2 separate regions of the Homo sapiens genome follow, and region 2 is linked to region 1. A link is a loop called in an ENCODE intact Hi-C map of the cell type or tissue named here. Cell type or tissue: endothelial cell of umbilical vein. All regions are shown on one strand. Links, peaks and the distances in the headings refer to the core of each region. The heading gives the core; the rest is flanking DNA.

Region 1 (8,000 bases), core at 1-8,000:
ACTGGAGAGATAGGCAGGGATGATCCTGCACGGTCTTTATAAGCTATGTTGTGGTTTGTAATATTTGCAGTTCAGTTTCCTAGTTTTTGTTTTTTAATTTTAGATTGTTTACACTTTGGTTTGGAAATTCTACCCCTTCGTAATTTTTAAAACTTCATGACATGTTGGTGTCCTATGGATAAGGTTTGGATTTTGGAATGTCAGCAAATAATGAGAGCCTAGTCCTAGGCTTCTTAGCCATCTTCCCCTCCCTAGGATGTGTACCACAATAAGAACACATCTGTTGGTTTTGCCTAACGGTTAATGTTGTGGCCTATGCCATGGTCACATGAGCCAGTCTCCTGCACAATGCAAAGGCTGTCTGTGCAAATCTGGCCAGAGTTTGCTGTCCTGGTAAATAAGCCGCCCTTTTCCATTGGCTAGCCTGCGATGCGAGTCTTTGCTGTACCTGAGGCTGTTCAAACTGAAGAAGGAAAATGCTCTGAAGTACTCAAAGACACTGACAGAGCACCTGAAGGTAAGTATGCAAAAGCACAAGGTCCGTTTCCTAGGAGACAGAATTTGTAGTCTCCCATCCCCATCTGAGAACTGCCCTCATGTTTATGCAAAACACACCAGGGGAGGAGCTACTGTTTGGGACTTTTCAAATAAGTTTGAGGTTTCTTTGAGTTTTTTAATCTACGTGTATCTGATTGTAGAACTCTTATAGCCATGTGCAGCGGCTGTATTTACTTTTTAAATGATCTTTTGTTTTCGGCCGGGTTCGGTGGCTCACGCCTGTAATCTCAGCACTTTGGGAGGCTGAGGCAGGCAGATCACGAGGTCAAGAGATTGAGACCATCTTGGCCAACATGGTGAAACCCCATCTCTACTAAATATACAAAAATTAGCCAGGCATGGTGCCACACGCCTGTAGTCCCAGCTACTTGGGAGGCTGAGGCAGGAGAATCGCTTGAACCCTGGAGGCGGAGGCTGCAGTGAGCCGAGGTCATGCCACTGCACTCCAGCCTGGTGACAGAGAGAGAGACTCTGTCTCAAAAACAAACAAAAAGTCTTTTGTTTTCATGCCATCCTTTTCTGACTACTATCTTAGTTTCCTAAAAGATTTTCCTATGTTTCTTCAGGCCAGTACCACATAAATCCTCCTAAAATCTGCCTCTGATTATGACTTGGAACCCTTCAGTAGTTGCCTGCTGGGTCAAGTTTAAACTCCTTACCCTGGCCCCAAGGGGTCTCTTGTTCCTTGTCTAAACCTCTGCTTTAGGCAAACTGCATGGGGCACATACACTGTCTTTTCTGCAGCCTTTGTGCATAGTATGATTCATCTCTCCCCTCTCCCCACCCACCCACCCACCCACCCCTTTTTTAAGAGGGAGTTTTTTAAAAAAAACGATCATGGCTCACTGCAGCTACTCCCAGGTAGCTGGGAGTAGCTGGGATGTATCCCCCTTCCCTTTATCCATGTGTTACTCATTATTTCCTTGCCTCTTCTGTGAAGTCTTCCAGAACACCCAGCTCTCACCTAATAATTTATTTCTTTTGTACTTTTACACACACACACACACACACACACACACGTATTTTGGTGTCTTAAATATTTACAGCTGCTCACGATGAGCTCTTGCCCAAAGCTTTTAAATATATTTAGAACTTCTTAAAGTAGTGGTGGTTTTTGTTGTTGTTAAGTACATTTTACTTTTTCCACAGAATTCTTATAATAATTCTCAAGCACCATCGCCTGGCTTGGGAAGGTAGGTAAAATTTTATTATGTAAAATATTATTGTGGCAATAAAAGTGAAATGAGTATGGTCCAATTTCCAAAAATGGAAAGATGACTACTTTTTAAATAAGTAAAACCATCTCTGATAAAATATTTTTAGAAGTTATAATTTTTTCTCTGTATTTTTTAGGAATTGAAAATATAAATGAACATAATCATAAAGATTAGATATGAGACGTTTCACCTGTTAAGAAATCTGAGTTTTTACTAGCACTCAACCCTTTTCACAGTTTGATTTCCATAGTTACTTGGACTTATCACAGCAGGCTTATCTTTAGTCAGATCTTGGCACTGCCAGAATTTAGTAACAATGACATGATTGTGATTTCTCCTTCATCTCCACGTCACTTTCATCCCACCTATCTCCCAAAGGATAAAAAACACCATGGAACCTTTTAAATTGTATCTGTTCAGTTATTATGTTTATAAGAATTGACATTCTTTGTCCTGTGTGTATTTTCTTACATAAGTTTATAATGCTAAAAGTGCAGATAAAAATACAAACAAGCCGGGCATGGTAGCTCACGCCTGTAATCCCAGCACTTTGAGAGGCCGAGGTGGGCAGATCACAAGGTCAGGAGTTCAAGACCAGCCTGGCCAACATGGTGAAACCCCATCTGTGCTAAAAATACAAAAATTAGCCGGGTGTGGTGTCGTGCGCGCCTGTAATCCTAGCTACTCTGGAGGCTGAGGCAGGAGAATCATTGGAACCAGGGAGGCGTGGAGGTTGCAGTAAGTCGAGGTCATGCCACTGCACTCCAGCTTGGGTGACAGAGCATGAGTGTCTCCAAAATATGTATATATGTGTATACACAAGTTTATTTTTACCCCAACTTTTGATTTTTCCTTTCTTTTAGTGTGTGATCATAGTCTTGAACATTTCACAAATTTTAATACTCCTGAAATGAACCTGCCAGATTTCAACATGTATGTTTTCTAAGAAATATTTAATTGGCAGGAAGCTTGGGGTGATTACAGTTGCTTGAGAGAGCTGTACCTCTTTGTTACCTCTGAGTAATTTGGTTAAACTAGGAAAGTGTCAGAAATTGTGGAGTTCAATAAAAGATGTTCCCATCTTCTACCACAGTTTTTTAGGTTAAATGTGAATTCCACCAAACTTTCTACAAAACAGTATAAAAAATATGTAATTATATGCCCGAACAGATGGAAAGTGTTGAGCAGAGAGTGAGGGGATCTGGCTTTTAAGTCTTTGAACTGTAACAAGGTACATGACTTCTTCAGTTATTGTCCATCTCTTGTTTTGTTGTTATTCATTAAAACAAAGGCTACAGATTCTAAGATAACAAGATTATGAATTACAAGATTATAGTACTTATTTAGAAGAAATTGTAGCTCTCTGAAAACCCATCTAGTTTAAGAGAATCTTTACATTTTAAATGCTTTCATGTAGAAAGAGCTAGTAGTACTTGATTTTATAATGCTTACCATGTCCATATGAACAAGCTTCCTATTTCTGTTGTGTAGCAAAGCTGTGGGGATGCCTTCCCCTGTTTCTCCAAAGCTGTCACCAGGCAATTCAGGAAATTATTCATCTGGGGCCAGTAGTGCTTCTGCAAGTGGTTCTTCAGTGACCATTCCACAGAAGATCCACCAGATGGCAGCCAGCTATGTTCAGGTCACATCCAACTTCCTCTATGCCACCGAAATTTGGGACCAAGCTGAACAGCTTTCCAAAGAGCAAAAAGGTAGGTAGGTTTCTGGATAAACTTCAAGGGATGGAATTGTTAGAAGGAACTTTTATAATTTAGTTAAGTAAGCGTTTAGTCTGTATTTAGTTTTATTATTTAGAGTTAATGATAATCTGTTTGTTAATAGTCTTCATTGCTTAGCAGTTAAACAATAAATGAAACTGAATTTGGTCAAAAGATACCTCTCATGATTCTGGTGACAAAACTAAACTGAAAATAGTTCTTGGACTAAGACAAATGTGCTTATATTCTGGCACATTAAATGCAGCTCATACCATAAAAGTAATAAAATATATGTCCTACCCTAGGATGGTTAACAGTAAATTTGGCAATAGGCATAAGATTACATCCAAACATCTGTACATCTGAGAAGGTTAATGTATAAGAAAGCATGCTCATACTGGATTTTTAGGTATATTGGAAGAAACCTGTGAAATAAAGGAGACTAGGGAATGAATAGAAATTTTTTTTTTTTTTTTTTTGAGATGGAGTTTCGCTTTTGTTGCCCAGGCTGGAGCACAGTGGCACGATCTCGACTCACTGCAGCTTCCACCTTCCGGTTTCAAGTGATTCTCCTGCTCAGCCTCCTGAGTAGCTGGGATTACAGGTGCCCGCCACCATGCCCGGCTAATTTTTGTATTTTTAGTAGAGATGGGGTTTCACCATGTGAACCAGGCTGGTCTTGAACTGCTGACCTCGTGATCTGCCCATCTCAGCCTCCCAAAGTGCTGGGATTACAGGTGTGAGCCACCACGTCCGGCCAGAATTCTTAACATTCTTTAAAATTAGGTTGTTTGAGGCTTTGCCCTTTAAAAGTTTATTATTTCCCAAACCAAGGACATGGAGAATTATAAAGTCTTTGAAGACCTTAGTGGAAAGTACTGTATAACCACCATTTTATTTAGTAGATGTTATTAGCAAATATGTGCATGCAGCTTCTCTTTAGGCAGATCCTTTACAGAGAAACACTACATTAGCCAATCAAGTGTCATTTTGTCACAGAGTACATTTAAATACTTACAGCGTGAACAGGTAATCAGATGAAAATGAAAGATTCCTATCCCTAAAGAGAGGCAATGGTGAAAGGTAAAAGTGGAATCCCAACTTTTTTTTTTTTTTTTTTGAGACAGGGTTTTACTCTGTCACCCAGGCTGCCCAGGCTGTGGCACAGTCACAGTTCACTGCAGCATCTACCTCTTGGGCTCAAGTGATCCTCGTGCCTCAGCCTCCTGAGTAGCTGGGACTACAGATGTGTGCCACCACACCTGGCTAATTTTTCTACTTTTTGTAGAGATAAGGTCTCATTATGTTGCCCAGGCTAGGAATCCCAACATTCAACATAAAGCTGTATTTATAAAAACATAATTTGTGGCCGGGTGTGGTGGCTCACACCTTGTAATCTCAGCACTTCGGGAAGCCAAGGCGAGTGGATCACCCAAGGTCAGGAGTTCGAGACCAGCCTGGCCAACATGGTGAAACCCCATCTCTACTAAAAAAAAAAAAAAAAAACTTTTTTGTATTTTATATTTGGCTGAGGCAGCAGAATCGCTTGAACCCAGGAGACCAGGGTTGCAGTGAACCGAGATCGCGCCACTGCACTCCAGCCTGGGCGACAGGGAGACTGTCTAAAAATAAATGAAAATAAATAAAAACATGGGATTTAGTTATCAGTTGGTTCATGGCATATGATGGTAGCCGAAAGTTTGATATAATCTTAAGTGTCTAACCTCACAGAGGCTGTTACAGGAAACAGGCAAAGAATGTCCTCCTTTTTGTGTCACTTGCTTCTTATACAAAAGCAATGCACAAAATGTTTTGAGTAATCAGTAGCACATTATGGCATTAAATCTTCATTTTAATAATATCTACTGCATAATAGCAATTTATCATTTCCATTCATGGAATCCTGCTTATATATAACACTTAATTTCTGACCATACATTCTGTTTAAAATGTTGCATGACTTAGGGAACAAATGTAACTTGAGAGACTATGGAATGATTTGCTCTAAAACATGGACAGTAAGCATTTTAGTGTAGGAGGAGGTATTTTTTGAGTTTATGAATGCTGTTTTATAATCTCTACTCATAGTTTTAAAGCAGTGATTCAAAAGAGTATATATCATTTAATGAATGTTTTTGGTTTTCTAGAATTCTTTGCTGAACTGGATAAAGTAATGGGCCCTCTCATCTTTAATGCAAGCATCATGACAGATCTAGTTCGTTATACCCGGCAGGGACTGCACTGGCTTCGCCAGGATGCCAAGTTGATATCTTGAACTGAACACATTCTCGTTGCCTCTGATTTTCTCCACAACACTGTGTCACATCACGAAGGAAAACTGCCATAACATACCACCTAGTCGACACTAAGAATGAGGAATAGTTTTCTCCTCGTTGGTTCATGTGTTGTTGTTTTTGATAATCCAAAGCGATCATGTCAGTTGGCCCTTTAATATTTCCAATGTGAAAGATTATTTAAATGCTTTTAAATCTGCAGCACATTGATAAGATGGTTTCCGTGAGCTATGATAAGATTGAAATTCCAGTTGCAATTCATAACTAATGAATTGAAATTTTATTTATTTTAATTTTTTTAAGTTCCCAGATTGGGGCTAGTTTAAGACTTAGTTATTTCTGCCTATAAATTTACTCTGTTGAATATTTAGCATAAATTTAATGTAGACATTTTTATTTATATACCTTGGGAGCTTTATTACCTAATATCTTTTTGTGGTAGCTGTTCTAAGAGTAAGAATTGGTTCGTCTAAAATAAGGACATATTCTTTCTACACCTGCTACCTGACCTGATATTTGAAATCTTAACTCCAATTTTATTATTGTGGAATTTACAGTTAGTATTAAGGATATTCTTCTACACATGAAAAAATCACTTAAATATGAGAAAATGGCATTCTACATGTATGTACTATGAAATGTGTCTGATTTGGTATGCATTATTTCAAAAACTGTGAATGTGTGTTAATAACACTACAGCAATCACACAGTGACTATAGCTTGCATTTAATGCATTACAAAAGAGGGAGGACAAACTTTCTAGAAGAAGCATTTCATGTTGAAGGGTTTCATAAAAGGACAATCCTGAACGTTACGGATTTTATTAAAACCATATGTTATTTTTTGTTGCTAATCATTTGACACTTAATCGAAACAGAATAAGTTACTGTGGAAAAAAGGATGATCCAACTCCTGAGGATTGCCGCCTGTGTGTCTTTAATTGATTATCTTTGATAGTTAGAGTTATTTTTCAGATTTTTCCCCCTCATACTGGATTGTGATGCTCTGATATGAGCATGCAATGACTGATACAGAAATAGGCTGGAGCTTCGGTGTGTGCTTTTGCTATACAGCTTACAGTTCTAATGCCTGATGTAGAGATGATGAATTTCTCCTTTTTAAACCTATCTTCTGTTTACTCCTTTTGCATTATGAAGGCCCTCTTCAATGATGTATGTTTCTGATGGAATCAGAAAATTTCACACTAGAAAAGTGTACCTAACTTGATTCAGTGTGAGCTCTTGGGACAGGGAGTGGAGCCAGGGGTAGAGCTTAAAGAAGCTGGCTCTGTAAGAGTTGTATATCAAAGTACCTTTTGCTACAAGGTGCATATAGAAGTCTAAGATAAGAAATGTACCCTCTATACTTTATTTTTCATGCCCCTATCATGTTTGGTGTGCCTTAAATCTTACCTTTAAATGAAGACTCTATGGATTGTTTACAAATGAAGTTTTACACTAGGACCAGATCGTCCATACATGATTGGTCTTCTACAATAATAATGTTCAATTCTTTCATTTTAAATCTTTCTTTAGGGTCATATAAAGATTAGTTCTTTCAGAAAAGCTATTGCTTTGGTACATGACTTAGTCTAACCAGTTGGGTAATGCTGCTTTGAAAAATAGTTTGTCCCTCTCCCCATTCCAAAAATGAATCCATTCAGTCAGAAAAAAAGATTATCCTACTATTTGTAGATGATTGCTAAGGCTTGAAATAGGAAAGGGGAAAGAAGGGATAGAAAAGTTTCAAGTCCAGTAGTGCAGTGAATCCTTTGTGTTTGAGACTTTTTTACACTTATTTCTGAAGTTAGTGAACTTTCATTGTCCCTGTGGCCTCATATTTATAGAGCTTCTTAACTGTTTTGTACCTCAGATTGTTTTTAGATGTCATTGAAGATTGAGATGTACAAATTATGTTGAATTTAACCTGTTTCTCTTGGAGAAATTGCCTCTGATATCTTTCTAACTTAATCTTAGTGTGTTCTAGGAACAGTTTTCCATAAGAGGACAACTTCTCAATGATCATGATAGTTATTTAGTAAGAAATAATGGTTGTTAATCAAATACATGTTATGTCTTGTCCTTCTCTGATTTTTCTGACTTGGATTCCTTAATTTGCAGTGATGTCTTAGAAATGGAAAAAGTATCCTCTGGGCTTTCAGACTTTCAGCAACAACAGCCAGTGGGATACCTCTGAGTTCTTGTGTTCTAGTC
Region 2 (9,778 bases), core at 1-8,000, 140 kb after region 1:
TCTGCTTATCATAAGACGAAACTCTGCAACTTGGCAACGGTGGCCAGTTTTCGTAATGAAACAGTCTTTAGTAATTTAATCTTCATGCTTCATAACAAACCAAAACCCCATGAGATTTCCACATTGCATAATTTTGCCTTACTAACAGAATCATATCCTTAAGGATGACCATCATTCCCCCAACTAAAACAAATACAAACTAATGTATGATATTTTTTTAAGTGCCAGATCAATATGGTCTAAAGCTTCAATAAGGATTGTGTGTAGGTGAATAAAGACAGCTAAGTGAATGTGTGTAAAGTGTAGCAAAAGCAGACAGATATTTATGTACAGTATTCATAGAATGGAAAGTTAAATATTTTTGCAGTGTGTATTTAAAAGAGAAACTCACCATAATAGTGCCGTCTAAAAATCTTTGTAAAGTTAATTTAATGTCCTTTAGAAGTGGGAGTCTGGTGGAACTGTGTTGGATTTAAGATACCTTTTCACTCTTCCGTATGTCATGAGCCTTGTGCGTCACCTCACTGTGGTGCATGTGCAAGGGCGTGTGCACGCCTGTGCTTTGCCATCCCATGTTGTAAACAGCTGTTCCAAAGGCACAAACGAGTTTAGGGTAGACTCTGTAAACACCTCCTTACTCACTATAGTCAAGAAGTCCAGCGGCGTCCCAATATAGAGGTCCCAGTGCAGTCTGTCCAGAATAGCCAGCTCCATCCTCAGCAGCTCATTCGGGGAATAGTCAGAGCCATAGTGCTTTGTGAAGTCTTTTACTTGTGGAATAAACTGTAAAAAGAAAATAAAGAGGCCAAAGCCCTACATCATGTCATAGTAGCTTTTGTTTTCTTACCCATGGGGACTGGGCATTCATGACCTTAGTGGAGTTGTCTTCCTGTGGCCTGCCACAGAAAATGCTTCTGAAAGAAATACTAAACCAGATCTTGGCTATCTGTCAAATCCTCAGGTAGTTATGTAGTGAACATCACATGGTCCCCCTCTGAAACCGGGTCTTGATCCCCCAGCTGCATGCTAGCTCATACCCAAAGGTGCTTTGGAGGCTGGGGCTGTGCCATCTCCCCTGTTCAGCTGCAAGAACTCACCCCAAGCTTTCCAGGAGCCATGGGTTCTGCCTCTCCCTATTCCTGATCCCTACCGTGGGTACTGGGCATAGAGAAAAAAACTATGCTTTTGAGCTTCCTAGTCTGTACCAGACACATTGATAAAACCTCCTATGGGTTTTTTAGCATCGCAACTGCAAACACATTTCCTTCAACCTTGATTGAAGGTGGTTCAGTTCTGGAAAAACTATGGCTTTTCCCACAGAGGGACTAATGAGGCTTGTCTATGAGTAAACATTTGAGTACCAAGTACATTAAAGGCTTGATCCTATGTTTTTAGATAAACAGAAGTATTACTATAACCTCCAGAAAAAGGGTCACTTGATTTTTAGTTGGACAAAAGCAACTTGGGCATTAATTCTATTCTAATAAACAGGAGTTTAAAACATTTTTATTGAAGGTTTGGAACTGGACACACAACTTCTTCCCTGCCTCCTCAGACCCAGAGATCAGCTAAGGGTGACCCCCGTGGCAATGGCAGTGATTTCACCATCCCCAAACTGGGAGAAGTTGGAGGGAGGTAGGAAAGCTTGGAAAGGGTATTAGGAGATGATCTCCTCCTGAACAGATGCCACAGTGAAATTCAGCCATCCAGCCATGCCTGAAATGCTCATGGGCCCCTTGTACTTTACCCCCAGCACATGGCCCTCCTGTCCCTCTCAGGGGTCCCAGAGTTCCCAAGGACCAGCTTCATTGACACAGCCAAGTCCTCAAGTCTCAAGCAGCTTTCTTAGACATAATTGCTTGGGGTGGATGTTAAGTCACATGGTTTGGGAGGCCTTTTTCCTTGCTCAACAGCAGATGCCCCTGTTTAGAGAGAGGTAGCATCTGTCATCAACCAGTGAGGCCAGATGTATCTGTCAAGAGTTCAGGTCTCTAGGTTTGGTGGGCCAGGACAGTTCAGCTGCTCTACTTGTTCATTTGTGGGGTCTCAAAGCCTGACAAGCCGATGGAAGGGATAGCAGAGATGCCGGCAAGTTGGTGACTTTTTCAAAACATCCACCATACCTAAGGGCACAGACCTATCAGGAAACTGGAGTCCTCCAATGTTACACCCCTATACCTCAAGTGCAGCCCAGTGTGGACTTCCAAGGATGCATACCTCCTCTTCTTCATTAACTTTTGCAGCGAGCCTCAAGGAAGTAATTGTGGCGCAATGCAGGTATTTCTCTTTTACCTGCAGTATGGAACAAACACATTTGAGCAGAATATGAATGCCAGAAACAAACTGAAAAGCATCTGTGTTTGTTTTCTTTTATACACTTTTTTGACATGGAGTCTCACTCTGTTGCCCAGGCTGGAGTGCAGTGGCATGATCTTGGCTCACTGCAACCTCCACCTCCTGATTTTGAGCGATTCTCCTGTCACAGCCTCCTGAGTAGCTAGGACTATAGGGGCGGGCCACCACACCTGGCTAATTTTTGTATTTTTAGTAGAGACAGGGTTTCACCATGCTGGCCAGGATGGTCTCCAACTCCTGACCTCAAGTGATCCACACCCCTTGGCCTCCCAAATTGCTGGGATTACAGGCGTGAGCCATTGCGCCCAGCCGTTTGTTTTAATAAGCTTTTTTTTCCCATTTTTAAAAGGCTCAATTTCTCCACAAGACAGAATGTTAGTGCCGTTTTTAGATCTGACCAACGAAGATGCTCCTGATTTCAGAACTGCAGATGACTGGGCAGTATTCCTTCATTTCGGGACTGACTGGAGGTGGGAAATATGGCACCTTCTCAGGGAACCCAGTCTCATCCTAGCCTCAAGCTGCCCTCGACAGGTCGAGACAAGCACATCCTACCTCATTACACAGGAAGCCCTTTCCCAGCTAGGTCCTCTCACGCTCCCCAAGTCCAATCCTGATGACTACATGACCCTGAGACAGCCAGTGTAGGATGTGGAGAGGTTCCAACACCAGCTCTTCCACTCGGAGCAAGTTAGTTTATACACCTTGGTTTTGAGCATCTGGAAACCCTCACCTCTCAAGCAGGAATGGGGAGCAAAGGTTAGTTTCTTCTCTCACCATCTGCCACCGTCCCTCAGAGGCCTCCCTACCTTCACTGAAATCAGGAGGCGGCCAAAGATGGTGAGGGCCAGGTTAAAAGTGGACTGGGAGAAGTAAAAGGTGTTCTGAAGCCGCAGGAGCCACAGCACGACTTCCTCGAAGGCGTCGCAGATTTCATCCTGCTAGGAAGAAGAGCAGGTGGGGCGAGGAAGGTCGCTAGCGGCCACTCCTGGTCCCCCAGCAGCAGGAGCCTCCTGCTTAAGGTGCGGGGGGTGGGGCAGTGAGAAGTCCCTTCCTCTGCATGCCCGCTGGGAGTAAGCGCCCCCCGGCGCAGCGGCTCACCCATCACCCCCACCCCTCGCGCCCACTTTTCGTCGTAGGCTGAGTTCCTTGATTCAAACAGGCCCTCTTCCGAAGGCCCTGCTAGCAAGACGCCCTCCTAGAGAGAAGCTGGTGGATCCAGCCTCGTGCCTCTCGTGAGGGGCCACACCTGGGGAAGGGCCCGGCCTCCAGTTTCAGAACACCCGAGCGCGGGTGCAGGTGGAGGCCACATCCGCCTGCCGTGCACGCGCGAGGAGGGCCACGCGGCAGCGACGGGTACCTGGGGTTTGCCGCCCCGCCACAGGCGCGCCTCGCGGTCCTGGGCCAGCTGCAAGTGGCAGAGCAGCCGGCGCTCGTCCAGGTCGCCTTCCAGGTTGCGCGGCTTGCGGGACTGTGGAGCCGGCCGCGGAGCTTGCTCTGGGGCGGCGGCGGGGACCGCGTCTGCGGTTTTCCCGGCTGGCGCCGTACCGCGCCGGGGCCGCACGGGGACTGCTGCGGACGCCGCGTGGAGGGAGGCCGCTCCGGGCTGGCGGGTCCCAGGGCACCTGCTCCGGTTGCTTCGGGGCAGAGGGGCCTCCCCCGGAGACGGCGGGAGAGGAACGCCCAGGGCTGTTTCCTCCAGACCGGCGCCGGGACGCCCGCCTGGGCTCTGGACGGCGCTGACCTCTGAGCTCGACGGCTGCGGCGGGAGCTGAGCGCCCGAGGCCATGTCGTGAGCGGGATCCTGAGTCTGAGTTGCCGCTTAACCCGGCATTTTATAACCCAGCTCCCGGAACACTGCAGCCTGGGGCGCCGCCGGGGGAGGTGGGGAGGCGGGCTCGGCGGGCCCCACCCACAACGCTCGCGGTGGAGCTACCTCTGGCGCACCGGGCCGCGCCTCGCCTCCTGGGCACTCGCCCCGCGGGTGGGCGGCGCGCACCCAGGATGCGGCAGGACTGGGCGCGCACAGGCGGGTGGCGGACCCCCTCCCTTCCCTCCATCCCCGCTGCTGCCTAGCGCACGCCTCCTCCCCCCTGCCGGCCGTGCTCCCTGAGCAGAGCCCCCAGCCAGGGGTGGGGCGGCTGGAGACTGCGCCCGCCTTGGGCCAGGACTCCCGGACACAGACCCTGGGTCTTACCTCACATTACACACTTGGGGACACAAGACCAGGTAAAGAAGCAGCGAGAGCGCCCTCCTCAGACAGGCTTGAAATGGAATTCCAGACGCGCTGTGTGATCTCATGCATGTGTCGTGACCTCTCAGAGCCTTGGCTACCTCTTCTCCGAAAAAAAAAGTGATAATACCTCCCTCACAAGGTGATTCATTCATATACATATATGTTTATGTATCTATACATACATATATAGCTATAAACGTATAATAAGGAAAATCATACAAATCATATATATGTATACACATACATACATAAATTTTAGGGGTGGATCTTGCTATGTTGCCCAAGCTGGAGTGCAGTGGCTATTCTCAGGTGTGATCGCAGCACACTACAACCTCAAACTCCTGGACTCAAGCTACCCTCAACCTCAGCTTCTCAAGTAGCTGAGACTTACAGGTGCACACCACCACACCTGGCTCCTAAGTTATATTTTGTTTAAAAAATTCATTACATTAAATGTATATTAAAAATATATGGGAATACCAGAAGGACAAGAAAGAGAGGAACAGAAGAAATATTTGAAACAATAACGACTGAGAATGAATATTTCCAAATTAATGCCAAACACCAAACCACAATTCTAGGAAGCTCTGAGAACATTAAGCAAGATAAATGCCAAGAACTACACCTAGACATTCCTATTTAAACCGTAGAAAATCAAAAGAAACTATCAACAGAGTCAGCAGACAACCTATAGAGTGGGAGAAAAGTATTAGCAAAGTAAGCATTCGACAAAGGTCTTAATATCCAGAATCTGTAAGGAATTTAATTAAACAAGCAAAAAACAACCCCATCAAAAAACAGGCAAAAAGACATGAATAGACTTCTCAAAGGGAGATATACAAGTGGTCAACAAACATGAAAAAATGCTCCACATCACTAATCATCAGAGTAATGCATCTCACACCAATCAGAATGGCTACTATTAAAAAGTCAAAAACCAACAGACGCTGGTGAGGCTGCAGGGAAAAGGGAATGCTTATACACTGCTGGTGGTAATGTAAATTAGTTCAGTCACTGTTGAAAGCAGTTTAGAGATTTCTCAAACAACTTAAAACAGTACTATTCAACCCAGCAGTCCCTTTACTGGGTATATACGCAAAAGGAAAATAAATTGTTCTACCATAAAGACACATACATTTGCATGTTCATCACAGTACTAGTCACAGTAGCAAAGACATGGAGTCAACCTAGGTGCCCTTCAGTGATCGACTGGATAAAGAAAATGTGGTACATATACAATATGGAATACTATGTAGTCATTAAAAAGAATGAAATCATGTCCTTTGTAGCAAACATGGATGAAGTTGGAAGCTATTATTCCAAGCAAATGAACACAGGAACAGAAAATTATATACTACATGCTCTCACTTTTAAGCGAGCATTGAGTACACATGGACGTAAAGATGGCAACAGTAGACACTGGAGGCTACCAGAGCGGGGAGGGAAGGAGGGGACAAGGGTTGGATAACTATGGGGTACTGTGCTCAGTACCTGGGTGACAGGATCATTCATACCCCAAATATCAGCATTGCACAATATACCAGAATCTAAAATAAAAGTTGAAAAAAGCCTGCAGGAAATCAAGATTAAAAAAAAAAAATCTCAAAAGAAGCTGGCCTGTAATCTCAGCACTTTGGGAGGCTGAGGTGGGCGGATCACTTGAGGTCAGGAGTTCAAGACCAGCCTGGCCAATATGGTGAAACCCTGTCTCTACTAAAAATACAAAATTAGCCAGGTGTGGTGGCACATGTCTGTAGTCCCCGCTACTCAGGAGGCTGAGGCACAAGAATCGCTTGAATCCAAGAGGTGGAGGTTGCAGTAAACTGAGATCATGCCACTGCACTCCAGCCTGGGTGACAGAGGGAGACTCCATCTCAAAAAAAAGAAAAGAAAAGAAAAAAGAAAGAAAGAAAGAAAGAAAGAGCAAGCAAAGCTGGGAGCAGGAGCTGGGTAGGATGAGGTGGAAATAAGATAAGGTGGGATAAGGATAAGAATCACATTGGACTTGTCTTCGGAAATCATGCAAGCAAGAAGAGAGTGGGGTGAAATATTTAAAATTTTGAGAGAAAACCCCCACCATCCTAGAATTCTGTATTCAGTGAAATTATCCTTCAGAAGTGAAAGAGAAATACTTTTACAAACAAAATTGAAGGTATTTCTCACCAGTAGACCTGCTTTGCAAGAAATGTTAAAAGAAATTTTTCAGAGAGAAGGAAAATGATATAGGTCATAAATTTCGACATAAAGAAAGAACTTTAAGGAATAAGTGAAAGTAAAATAAAACTTTTGTTTTTCTTATTCCTAATTGATCTAATAATCATTTATTCAAAATAATAATAATGTATTTGATGATTGTAGGTTATGGATAAGTTGAATGAATGACAATAATGATACTAGCCATGAGAGGGAAGAATTAAGAATACTTTGTTTTAAGTTACCTGCATTACCTGGAAAGCAGTATAATGTTACTTGAAAGTGGACTTGAATTAGTTATAAATGTATATTGCCAACTCTAGGGCAACCAGCAAAAAAAGTTTTTAAAAAGTATAATTCATATGCACTAAGAAAGGAGAGAAAATGGAATCATATAAAATGCTAATAACACCAGATGGTAGCTTGAATCCACAGGAAACAAGGAAGAGAACGAGAAATAATAAGAAGATTAATATTACAAATTATAAATATAAACTTGGCTCTGTTTTCTTCTCTCGGCTACTTTGGAAGATTTAAAATACATAAAATTTTATAACATAAAGTTATAACAAAGTATTGTTTGGTTTATAACATGTAAATGTAATCCATATAACAATAATAGCACAAAAAGAGGAGGAGGGAATAGAGCTATACGGGAGTTACATTTATATATGTCACTGGAATTCAATTATTATAACTCTGAAGTATTATAGATTCTGATAAGATCTATATTGGAAGCCCTAGAGCTTTTTTTTTTTTTTTTTTTTTTTTTTGAGACGCAGTTTCACTCTGTCACCCAGGCTGGAGTGCAGTGACGTGATCTCAGCTCACTGCAACCTCTGCCTCCCGGGTTCAAGCGATTCTCCTGCCTCAGCCTCCCAAGTAGCTGGGACTACAGGAGCCCACCACCATGCCCAGCTAATTTTGTATTTTTAGTAGAGACGGGGTTTCACCATATTGGCCAAGCTCGTCTCAGACTCCTGACCTTGTGATCCGCCCACTTTGGCCTCCCAAAGTGTTGGGATTACAGGCATGATCCACTGTGCCCGGCCTTTTTTTTTTTTTTTTTTTTTTTTGAGACGAAGTCTTGCTCTGTTGCCCAGGCTGGAGTGCAATGGTGCGATCTTGGCTCACTGCAACCTCCGCCTCCTGGGTTCAAGCGACTCTCCTGCCGCAGCCTCCTGAGTAGCTGGGATTACAGGTGTACGCCACTGTGTCTGGCTAATTTTTCTGTTATTTGTAGAAATGGGGTTTTTCCATGTTGGCAAGGCTGGTCTCGAACTCCTGACGTCAAGCGATTCACCTGCCTCTGTCTCCCAGAGTGCTGGGATTACAGGCATGAGCCACTGGGCCTGCCAAGAAAATAACTTTAAAAAATAGTAAACCAATAATTAAAGAAATTCAAATGTTAAACTATAAAAGATTCACATAATGAAAAACCATTGAAGGAGGAACAGAGGAACAGAAAGACAATATGACGTATTAAAAAACAAAAAGCAGGCTGGGCATGGTGGCTCACTCCTGCAATCCCACCACTTTGGGAGGCTGAGGAGGGAGGACTGCTTGAGCCCAGCTGTTTGAGACCAGCCTGGGCAGCATAGAGAGACCGCGTCTCTACCAAAAAAAAGAAAAAGCAGGGTGTGGTGGCACACACCTGTGGTCCGAGCTACTTAGGAGGCTGAGGCAGGAGGATGGCTTGAGGCTTGAGCCCAGGAAGTTGAGGCTGCAGTGAGCCTTGTTTGTATCATTGCACTCCAGCCTGGGTAACAGAGTGAGGCCCCATCTCAAAAAAGGAAGGAAGAAAGGAGGGATGGAGGGAGGGAGGGAAGGAAGGAAGAAAGGAGGGATGGAGGGAGGGAGGGAGGGAAGGAAGGAAGGAAGAAAGGAGGGATGGAGGGAGGGAAGGAAGGAAGGAAGGAAGGGTGGAAGGGAAAGAGGGAGGGAGGAAGGAAGGGAAAACAAAAAGCAAAATGGGAGACTTAAATCTAATATTATCAATAATAACATTAAATGTGAATGGGCTAAATAATTGTATTAAGTCTGCTAGGGCTGTGTTATGGACGGAATGTTTGTGTCCCTCCCAAATTCATATTTTTTTTTTGTTTGTTTTTTGTTTTTGAGACGGAGTCTTGTTCTGTCGTCCAGGCTGGAGTGCAGTGATGCCATCTCGGCTCACTGAAAGCTCCACCTCTTGGGTTCAAGAGATTCTCCTGCCTCAGCCTCTCGAGTAGTTGGGACTACAGGCACATGCCACCATGCCCGGCTAATTTTTGTATTTTTAGTAGAGACAGGGTTTAGCCATGTTGGCCAGGCTGGCCTTGAACTCCTAACCTCAAGTGTTCCTCCCGTCTTAGCCTCCCAAAGTGCTGGGATTACAGTAGTGAACTACCACACCCTGTTGCAAATTCATATTTTGAAACCCTAACCTGCAATGTGATGGTATTTAGAGATGAGGCCTTTGGGAGGAAATTAGGGCTCTCAGACATCATGAGGGTGGGACCCTTGGGATGGAATTAGTGCCCTTCTAAGAAGAACTTGCTCCCTATCGCTCCCTATCCTCAGCTTATTCTGTGAGGCAAGTATCACCCTGATGCTCTAACCAAGAAAGAGAGAGAGACAGAGAGAGAGACAGAGAGACAGAGAGAGAGCCAGAAAAGAAAACAAGGTTGGTTTTAACATCTAAAAATCAATATGTATCTGATAAAGGACATAAACACATTATATCAGAAAAAGCATCTGACAAAATCTGACACTTTTTCATAATAAAAAACACTCCACAAACTAGAAAATGTTCCAGCATAAAGGGCATTTATGAAAAACCTGCAGATAACATCAGACTTAATGGTAAATGACCAAATACTTTCCACCTGAAATCATCAATAAGACAAGAATGTCTGTGTTCACAGCTTCTGTTCAACAATGTACAGGAGAGTCCAGCTAGGGCAATTAGTCAAGAAAAAGAAAAAGCATCCAGGTTGGAAAGAAATCATATCA

The links. Hi-C counts contacts between places; a loop is a spot of excess contacts. Peaks named below come from ENCODE experiments on the same cell type or tissue, not always from the same donor. Only the 100,000 strongest peaks of a DNase experiment are listed, where the experiment ranks them.
Region 2: a loop joins it to region 1, with 2.8 times the contacts of the local background. A loop is called at or near these places in 4 of 110 quality-filtered maps.

The regions. Positions count from the first base shown.
Region 1 is chr5:132,878,827-132,886,826 of GRCh38, reverse strand. It overlaps AFF4 (ALF transcription elongation factor 4), which reads left to right. Exons shown (of 21, transcript NM_014423.4): 18 at 424-517; 19 at 1,708-1,751; 20 at 3,267-3,487; 21 at 5,641-8,000. The coding sequence ends at 5,768. Among named protein-coding and RNA genes, the nearest start is that of LEAP2, 9.2 kb to the right of the region's middle. In endothelial cell of umbilical vein, for the core only: a CTCF peak has its summit at 3,397 (motif pointing right); a DNase peak (open chromatin) is centred at 3,316.
Region 2 is chr5:132,741,862-132,751,639 of GRCh38, reverse strand. It overlaps CCNI2 (cyclin I family member 2), which reads right to left and starts at 4,214. Exons shown (of 6, transcript NM_001039780.4): 1 at 3,716-4,214; 2 at 3,165-3,293; 3 at 2,218-2,292; 4 at 643-783. The coding sequence starts at 4,144. It overlaps SEPTIN8 (septin 8), which reads left to right. Exons shown (of 10, transcript NM_001098811.2): 10 at 1-821. RefSeq lists silencers at 3,852-4,041, 4,062-4,131, 4,142-4,561 and an enhancer at 4,652-4,731. In endothelial cell of umbilical vein, for the core only: a CTCF peak has its summit at 4,597; a DNase peak (open chromatin) is centred at 4,599; H3K4me3 peaks cover 683 bases.